Regions from separate parts of the Homo sapiens genome. Here region 2 is linked to region 1. Evidence: chromatin loops called from intact Hi-C (ENCODE). Cell type or tissue: breast epithelium. All regions are shown on one strand. Region 1 overlaps CCDC6 (coiled-coil domain containing 6). Region 2 overlaps SLC16A9 (solute carrier family 16 member 9).

The links. Peaks named below come from ENCODE experiments on the same cell type or tissue, not always from the same donor. Only the 100,000 strongest peaks of a DNase experiment are listed, where the experiment ranks them.
Region 2: it touches region 1 in a loop (13-fold over the local background); 1 of 110 quality-filtered maps calls a loop at or near these places.

Annotation. Positions count from the first base shown.
Region 1 is chr10:59,862,677-59,867,676 of GRCh38, reverse strand. All of the region lies in intron 1 of CCDC6 (coiled-coil domain containing 6), which reads left to right. Among named protein-coding and RNA genes, the nearest start is that of CCDC6, 41 kb to the left of the region's middle. In breast epithelium, CTCF peaks have their summits at 2,158 and 2,359; a DNase peak (open chromatin) is centred at 2,306; H3K27ac peaks cover 1,199 bases.
Region 2 is chr10:59,664,434-59,669,433 of GRCh38, reverse strand. All of the region lies in intron 3 of SLC16A9 (solute carrier family 16 member 9), which reads left to right. Among named protein-coding and RNA genes, the nearest start is that of SLC16A9, 43 kb to the left of the region's middle. In breast epithelium, no CTCF peak of the experiment used is centred here; no DNase peak of the experiment used is centred here.

The DNA.
Region 1 (5,000 bases):
GAGGCGGAGGTGGGAAAATTACTCAAGCCCGGGAAGTCAAGGTTGCAGTGAGCCATGATAGTGCCACTGCACTTCAGCCTGGGTGACAGAGTGAGACCTTGTCTCAGAAACAAACAAATGATTGGCAATTGGTTGAAAAAGTTATCAATAGAAAGGAATGTCTGCGTTATGTTAAGGAGTTGTGGAGACTGCGGTTTTATCATACATATGAAGCCTCCAAAGTAGCAGGCTTCAGAGAGAATAGATTATAAATGTTTCTTATCAGACTTAAGGTCTATGTTGATGTTAATGCTGGTTGGCTTTTCCTGAATTCAAAAAGGGAGGGAGGGTATGATGAGGCATGTGTGACCCTCTCTTCCATCATGGCCTGAATCAGTTTTTCAGGCTAACTTTGGAATGCCCTTGGCTGAGAGAAGGGGTCCATCAGGTGGTTGGGGGAGGCTTAGAATTTTATTTTTGGTCTACAAGATGTGAACCTCCAGGTTGGCCACTCCCAAATTCCCTATCTCAGAACACACATTCAGGTGCCTCTGCCATATGGGTCATTCTGGGGATATGCTTAAGTTGTTGCTCTCTGGTGCATTTACCCTACAAAAGCTTGCTGTCAACACACAGGAACACTATGTATGGCGTGTATGCCATCAGGGAATATGTATTCTACTACTTGAAGTGATGGCAGCGATAGCAGAAAGTGGCTTTTTTGCAAGTCTGAAAGAGTACCTCTTGGTCACCCAACATTTAGTTACCCTCAGTTTGAGAAAGCAAATTACAGGGCTTGTCATTCTGAAGATGAGCTGCTTTGTGATGTTCAGGCACTGACAGCAGCGTAAATAATGTTGACTTTTGTGGGAAGTTAGTGACTTTTGGAGAATGATGCTGCAGCCTTTGGATCAGAGGAAGGTATTGTTACTGGATTGTTGAGTTTAGACCATAGAAGGACTAGGAGCCTTGGAGCCATTCCAGGGTTTGCTTGAATCATAGCCCTCATAACTTTGTAGCTGAGATCCTCAGGCAGGTTGCTTGACCTCTCTGAGCTAGTTTCCCTATATACGACGTGAGGCCGAAATGTGTGGAGTCAGTGTATGGATGTGATACTGTATGGAAGAGCCTGCCATGTTGCCAGGAATACAATCAATACTTAAACATTCTCCTCCATTATCAAGGATGATTGTCCAGTGTTATACGAGTATATGCATATATACAGCTGGTATATTTCTGTATGTTTATGCTCCTCCCTATTCAGCAGGTGTTTGGATGCTTATGTGCCAGACCTTAGGCCTTGAGTAGTCTCTTGTATTTCTTCTGTTACTGTAGTAGATAAAAATGCTTAGCTTTTTCCTCTGTGCAGCTTAATCCCATTTTAAATCTCTTTATTCTTGAGGCTATTTATGTAGCCAAGACAAGATCATTCCAAGGCCAATTGCTAAATGTATGGATTAATGATGTTGCTTTTCTTTAATTGCTAGGAGGATTATATACCCCTTCAGGGTGGGGACAGTGTCTGTCGTATGCAGTGTCACATTCCACACGGTGCTTCCCATGCAGGAGATTCTCCATCACAGATGTTAACTTTTAGAAATCGAATGATTGTAGCTTATTTTTCTACTTGGCAGCAGTTCTGGTTGGGAACTTATTATGGGGCGTGGGGAGAGGAGGCAGATGGAAGATAAACTTCTGGGGCTAGTGTTGAGGTTCACCCTGCCCATGTCAGAAGTCATAGGAACTTATTTAGAAATTTAGGGTTCCTGGTGTAGGTACACAGTGAATGATGCATGGCCAGTATTTAATCTGGAATGGTATTCTTTTTTTTTTTTTTTTTTTTTTGTGGAGATGGAGTCTCTCTCTGTCACCAGGCTGGAGTGCAGTGACCCTGTCTCGATCACTGCAACCTCTATCTCCTGGGTTCAAGCGATTCTCCTGCTTTAGCCTCCTAAGTAGCTGGGGCTGCAGGCACGGGCCACCACACCCAGCTAATTTTTGTATTTTTAGTAGAGACAGAGTTTCACCATGTTGGCCAGGATGGTCTCTATCTCTTGACCTCGTGATCTGCCCGCCTCGGCCTCCCAAAGTGCTGGGATTACAGGCGTGAGCCACCGTGCCCAGCTAGAATCATATTCTTTTGCAATCAATTTACAATCATTCAACCTCCAAATGGAGATCAACTGCCAGTGGGTTTTATTCTTTGTTTGGATTTTTATTTTGTTTTGTTGTTTTTAATTTCCTTTAAGATTTCTCTGTCTTGGGGAATGCACCTTGCCGGGAAAGGGTGGGAGGAGCCTTGGATTTGGCAGTCATCTCTGTCTGTAATTGGCCCTACTTTCTGTTGCAGAGGTCACTTTATCACAGAGCTCCCCCTGTTGATTCTTTGAAGTTAGGAGGTGCTTGATTACTTCCTTTTCTCTGCACAGGTGCAACTGAGAAACACCGCAGGTTTTCCAAGCATGTATAGCTGTTGGAATGTTATATCCCGGTCTTCAGGTGTTAGTCATTGCCCCTGGGCCAGGGTTGGAAACCTCGGGTGTCAGGTATAGGTAGAGATGTAGAGGGTGGGACATTGATAGGTTTCTCGTAAATAGCTGGTTAGAGGCCTCCATAATTAACAACACATCTTCCAAGGGCAGTGAAGAACTTCCCCAGTAGCTTCTGAGCTAAAACGTTTTGGAGGTAGTAATTTGATCAACTTGAAGATCGCGTATTAAGTTAATCGTTGATGTGAATCACAAACACAGAACACCGATATACTCATTGCTCCCTTGTAGTTTGTGACTCTTGTTCTTACAAATGTGTGTGGTTTGAGACTTGTTAGGCACAGCCCTTTTTTGTCTGATCTCTTTTTTATATATCATGCATACATCTGAGGAGGTCTATACTGTTTCTGTCATTAAGAGGTGGGAGTCTGTTTCCTATCCCTTGATCTTGGCTTTGATCTTGGGTCTCAGCTGAACCTCCCCCTGAATGCGGCCATGTGAGTGAGCCCAGTGAAACCAGCCAAGAAACCACCCATTAACCCATAGAGTAATGACAGTACATTGTTGTTGTTTATAGCCTTAAGTTTTGGCATGGTTTGTTACATAACAATAGGTAACTGATTGAGTAAGCTTGTTCTGGCAGAAAATACTCTGGCAGGGATCCTATCTTGCCCTCCTACACCCCGCAGAACAATCATCAGGGTTAAGAAAGCCTTTCACATCTTAGTATATTAATAATTTGGATCAGTCTGCTTTCTTCTCAGTTGCCCACTGAAAGGGTTGTTAGGTGCTAACTTTGTTTTGTAAGGAAAAGAAGGTTGCTGATTTGCGGGCATGATTTATTTTCGAGAAAGGATTGTTTGGTTGTTATGCTTTACTGGAGTTAGGGACTTAGCAGTTTGAGTGGACTCTGCATCTGATAAGTGTAGCAGTAGGTGATAAAGAATTCTGAGAGGAAGAATAAGAAACTACCAAGGTAGCTTTTGAAAATTATGCCTTAAACTGGTTCCATACTTAAAGGTGGGGGGAACTTTCTTCTACTTTGAATCTTTGCTTTTAGGACCCAGATTCAGACTACATTTCATAGCAGAATTCAGTTACATCATGGCATGAATGAGTTTTTTAAAGCTGGCCATGGGAACTAACTGTAGTTTATGTTGTTGCAATAGAAAATGTTATCCCAACAACCAACTTATAAATTAGAACATTTGTGACTTTTAGAGCATTTATAAGTTGGAATGTGCCTGTAACTATATTAGAGATGATATTTGAACGATGGGCTAGCTATTTTTCTAGATATATCAAAGTGATAAGTATTAGATATGCCCCATTTTTTACAGTGAATTGTTATAGTGATGTAAAGTTAGGGCTTTTTCATGTTTTATTGAATTATGTCATATATTTAAGTCTGTATCTCCTTGCTTTCTAAGGTCATTTAACATTTTTATATTTCATTGATATTTCTGATATATGAAAAGCGTGCATGTTATAGAGAATGCTTTTTTAAAAAACAGCTTTATTGAGATAGAATTTTATATACCATAAAATTTACACGTGTAAAATGTACAGTTCAGTGGTTTTTATTATATTTACAGAGTTGAACTATAATCTAGTTTTAGCACTCACTATCCCTCTCCCCACCACCCACCCTTCCCTGCCCCAACCCTACACAACCACAAATCTTTCTGTCTTTATAAATATGCCCATTCTGGGCATTTTCTATAAGTGGGGTCATATAATATGTGGTCTTTGGCATTAAGCTTCTATCACGTAGCATAATATTTTTGAGCTTTGTATTGTAACATCTATGAATTCTAAGAGGGAAAATGATTTATCCACCAAGTTATATTTATAACGTTGTTTAACATTTTCATTATGTAATATTTTATTCAAACAAAAGTGGACCATATAACACGTGTAAGTTATAAAGCATGACAAAATGAGCACCTGGATTCCTACCACTCAAGAATGGTACTGATACCATTGCATCTACCTGTGAATTTCATTCCTATTCTGTTCCTCCCACCTCCTCATCTCATAAGTTATCTCTAAGCAATATATCATTTCTTCTGTTTTTTTAGTTTATTAAAAAATGTATTTTTTTTGCAGCTTCTTTCACACCATACTGTGTTTCTTAGCTTTATTCATATTGTATTTAATGTATTTCTTTTGATTTCATTGCTTTTTAATTTTCTGTGTGAATATACTGTTTTTCTTCTGAGTAGGTATTCGGGGTGTTTCCAGTATTTTATTTAAGGATCAACAACACAATGAATATGTTACAACTGCTTTCTTCTATACATGGAAGAGTTTTATGTAGGGCATATACCTCGTAGTAGAATTGCTACATAGTAGAGTACAAAAATATTTAGTTTTTCAAAATATTTGTACCAATGTACACTGCCATATACGTTATATAAGAATTCCCACTGATCTTGATACTTGTCAACACTTGATATTATCAAACTTGTTAATTTTTGTCAATCTGGGATGTCAGATACTGTGATCTTAAACCTTTTTAACTACTTCTGA
Region 2 (5,000 bases), 200 kb after region 1:
TTCATTGTAAAACATCACTTTGGTTAATACTGCCAACAAGCTCATTAGAAATCTTTATGTATTGGCAAGTGATTGTAAGCCACACAGCCAAATCTGGGAATTGAGTCTCCTGTTTTCTCAATAAATTTTCTAAATCAGGCAAAAGGCAATACAGTGAGAGATGAAAATTAGGTGGGTAGGAGGTGGTGGTGCAGGGAATGTGCCTGTAATGATTTGCTCAAGCCTCTTTCTAATAATTTCTCTTTGCTTTTCTGAAAAGCACAACTCAAAACCAATTCCTTGTATTCTCTTTTCTTTAGAATATATTGTTATTTAGCTAGCTGATTATGGTTTTCTTATTATTCCCTTCCTGATTTTTGGAAGAATTCCATTTTCTTCCCCTCACCTCCCACCACTGCCCTTTCTTTGGTAATACCTGCGTAGTCCACTGAGAGTGGGGAGGGAAAAGAACATGTTTGTAGACAGTCTGATTCTCTTACTGTAATTCTGCCAAATGAGATAAAGAGCATTTCCTGTATATTTGCTTTAGTAGAAATAGAGATTTATAAGCCCCCCCTTTCAAAATTGTTATATAATTGAAGATAATTTTTAACTGTCATGGATATGCAGGTGTAATAAGGTACTATGATTTTTTAATGTAGTCTGAGGCAGTATCTACATAATGCCATAATACTCAGGTGAAAAATGAAAAAAGTATACCAATATAATGGATTTTTTTTGTACTCATGATAGCATAGGGACAGAAACTACATATTTACATTTTTTATGTCTCTTAATTTTTACAACTATCTTACAAGATTGTTTTACAGATAAATAAACTAGGAATTAGAGAGTTTAAATGACTTTGCCAAAGTCGCACAACCAATTGTCTAGTTGGAGGAATAGACTTGAAAATATATAACTTGTAGCACAGCACAATAAGTGCAATGATGAAAGGAAGCCAATGTATGTGTGTGTGCTGGGGAGAGAGGGTGGAGGCTTCATGCTTAATTTATGCTTGCGCTAAGTCTTGAAAAACAGGCAGGAAGTGGTTCAAGTGGATACGGTTGGAAGGGGAGTGGGGATGGTGTGAGGAGGACATTTCAGTAGCCTAAGTACTCAGAGGCGCAAGATAGAATGGATAAACAGCAGTCTTTTTATACGTGTTTGTTAAGGAATGCACAGATGGTGTGAGGAGTTGCAAATATGTCAAAGCATGGTATGTAACAGAGGCCAGATGCTAACAGTTTAATGAGGTCTTTATTGCAGTAGTATGACATGATGAGAACTATATGACAACAGTTTAGAAGACAGATTGGTGGGAAAAGTACTGAAGGCTGAGACAGCTATTAGGAGGCTTTAGATGAGATTAAAAAAAAAAGATGAGGAGGTGAACTGAGGCAGTGTTAGTGCAGAGAGAGAGTGAGGTTGATAATTTAGGCCGTGGGTGTGATAAAGAGCTTGATGTCTGGTTTGATGAGAGGAGGTGAGGGGAAAGAGGCCTCTGAAGTTGTGTCTCCAGTGTGTGAAATGGAAGGTAAAGTGTGGAAAAGAAATGTTACAACATGTAAATATATTTAGTTTTTACCATTTAAAGAAAGGGAAACAACTATGCCTTACTAATACTGATGCTGTGAATGGTCAGTAGTACAAGTATTTAATTTTAAAATTGTTATTCTTTTACTGGAGGTTGGTACACAGAATTTTTTCACTGGTAGGGGTCTGATCCAAACTGGTTGGAGGCCAAGGAATGCTTTAAGGCAGTGGTTTCCAAACTGTTTAATCTTGGAACCCTTTACATTCTTCTATTTAGAACACCTGGAAACTTTTGATTATGAGGATTATACTTAGATTTAGTCTATTAAAATGTGCTGTATTAAGAGATAAGACACTTAAAAATATTTGTTTAGCTATTCATTTCAAGATAACGAATCCAGTAGATGTTAACGTAAATATCATATCTATTATGAAAAATAACTCTGTTTTCCAAAGCAAAACAAAATTTGGTGAGAAGAGTGCCATTGTCTTACATGTTTGCAAATCTCTTTAATGTCTGGTTTCATAGAAGGCAGCTATATTCTCCTATCTACTTCCGTACTCAATATGTTACAATATGCTTCTTGATTGAAGTATATGAAGAAAATCTGGTCTCATACAAAGATGTAATTAGAAAAGGGAAGAGTGTTTAAGAGTCTTTTCAGGTAATTATAGATATTCCTCTACCGAAATTTGTTAAGTGATAGTTTCCTAAGGATTAATTGCAATGAGGAACCTGATACCATATCAGTATACTTTTCATACTCTGTTATAGTAAATCCATGTGTTTATTTTGTGCTTTGAGTAGATCTTTATTCAAACTTAATTTTGTAGCTTCATGCATTGGCTATCAAAAAATATCAAAAAATATCAATTTGCTGAGTTATGCAAGAACTTAAAAATATTAACACATTTCATTGTAAAACATCACTTTGGTTAATATTACCAAAAAGCTCATTAGAAATCTTTATGAATTGGGAAGCTGTCAAATGCATGGTGACAGATACAAGTTTTCCAAAATTCTGTGTGTTTTTTTTTTTTTTTTTTGCTGGAAAATATGAATTTTATCATTGGTAACAATTACTGTCAGTTGTTTCCCAGCGTTGGTTCATTTACAAGAAAATATCAGCCAGACACCCAAGGTTAAATAACTGTAGTTTGTCTGTCAGACACTGTTTCAAATAAAACGATGTTATATTTTAAAAGTGGTTATTTCAGCTAGCTATAAAACAATCACTTAAGTGCTTATACTTGCAGCAATTATTGTAATTCAGGTGAAGCATTGAAAACAAATGTGTTTGTTTTTACTGTGAGGGTGTGGTTGTGAAGCCTATGAAGTGTCTAGTTCCTTAGGAATACCTTAGTTTGTGGTAGGCTTTTTGCAGTTTTACTCAGCATCTCTTTTGCACCATCAGCATAAATGTGAACATAGTGAAAAAAGCAGAGAACATCTTAGTATTATTATAAAAATAGGTTTGACTTGACTAACTTCATGAAAGATCTTAGGGACCATAGGTACACAGACTTCTCTTTAACAACTGCTGATTTAAGGTTGTCCTGATGCAGATGAAGAGAGGAATCATGCCACCTTTTGCTTTCTTTTCTTTTTTTTTTTTTTTTGAGACAGAGTCTCGCTCTGTTGCCTAGGCTGGAGTGCAATGGCGCGATCTCAGCTTGCTGCAACCTCCACCTCCAGGGTTCAAGTGATTCTCTTGCCTCAGCCTCCTGAGTAGCTGAGACCACAGGTGCACACCATTGTGTGCCTGGCTAATTTTTTGTATTCTTAGTAGAGATGAGGTTTCGCCATGTTGGCCAGGCTCATCTCAAACTCCTGACCTCAAGTGATCCTCCCACCTCGGCCTCCCAAACTGCTGGGATTACAGGCATGAGCCACCGTGCCTGGCCTCACCTTTTGCTTTCTGACAAATTTAAAGTAAATGTGTTTCAGATTTCTGCTACATTAAAAAAAAGTGAGGTAATCTTATCTGAACCCTAAGGCCTTTAAATCATTTTAAAAAATTCATTTTAGTATAAGATTTAAAGTTTAAAAGTTGCTGTTTCAACTTTTTTGGCATTGACATTTAGTAACCTGAAATGTCTTTTTTTCATGTCTTGAATGCTTAACCTTTGACACAGCTCTGACAACGAAATCACGGAAAGCATGTAACTTTGCATTATTTACAATAAAACCGCCTCCAAAGGCTTTCAGAAATAGTCTTAGTTAAGGGTGACACTTTTTGGCTTCACAAAATTGATTGGTTAGAAACAGTTCTTATTTCATGTTTTGAAGTGTCCTCTGTGTAGTAATGACAACTATATAAATTAATCCAACTCATGTCTTAGATTTTGAGAGTATTTTTTTCCCCATAAATGACATAAAAGGGCACTCTATTTTTAAAGGGTTAAAGTCTAGTTGTTTTAATCTCTCTCATTTCATTAATAAGACTCTGTGTGCAATTATGGATAATCATCTGAGTCATGGGTTAAGTGCTGATTTCCTAAAATGTTTATGCAGTGTATTTGTTAAACTCATGTATTCTTTTAAATCATAGTCCAGGTAGCTATTTTAAGTAAGGAAAATGGCCTTAATAATTCACATAATAGGCCATAGTTAAAATTCAGTTATTAGACTATGGCTTATTTGTTGTTTTAGAGTGATCCTCAAGAACAGATAATGTTGTGGAAGAAAAGCATAAAGTAAATGACTGAGGGCCAACGGAGAATTATATGAAAAACAAACTGGGGTTGTCAGATTCTTAAAAGGGAAGAAAATATTAAGCTAACAAACGAGAGCCTTGGAGATGATCTGGAGATAAATATTACCCTTAGGATTCAGGAAGAGAAATTTAGTTGTAACTTTTTTTTGTTGTTAATTATAAAATAATTTCAAATTTACAGAAAAGTGGAGAATAGTATAGCAAACAACCATATGCTCACCAATAGTTGTCAGTATTTTGTTGTATGTGCTTCCTTTTTTTGGTGAAAGTATTTTAAAGTAAAGACATTACTACATTTTACTTCTAAATAAGGTAATATGCACCTCTAAAAGATGAAGACTTACAGATACAAATTTCACTGTGTGAGATGATATGAGAACCCCACAGGGCCTTCATATTGCAGACTGGCTTGTGCAGGCTAAACTCTGACAAAATAGCTTTGAGTGATCAAGTGTATTTTAAAAAGTTGTTTAGAGGACTTAGAAGAGGAAGAACACTGAGCTGGGGGCAAGGACTTGGAAGAGGCATAGATCTCTAAGGGGCAAACTTGATCAAATTTGCTATTTGGTATGTGAATTTAGCCATTTTCCTTCTTTCTCCATAATCTCTTAATTTACATTGGCGTTATTCATTCATGCTTTAGAAATTGGATACTTTTTTACTTGACCCTGATCTTAAGGTGGGTGTGGGGTGAAAAATGAGGCTGCCCAATGGTGTCTATTGGGGCTACACACATGGAAGGAATCTAGGAGTCTGTACTTGTAACAG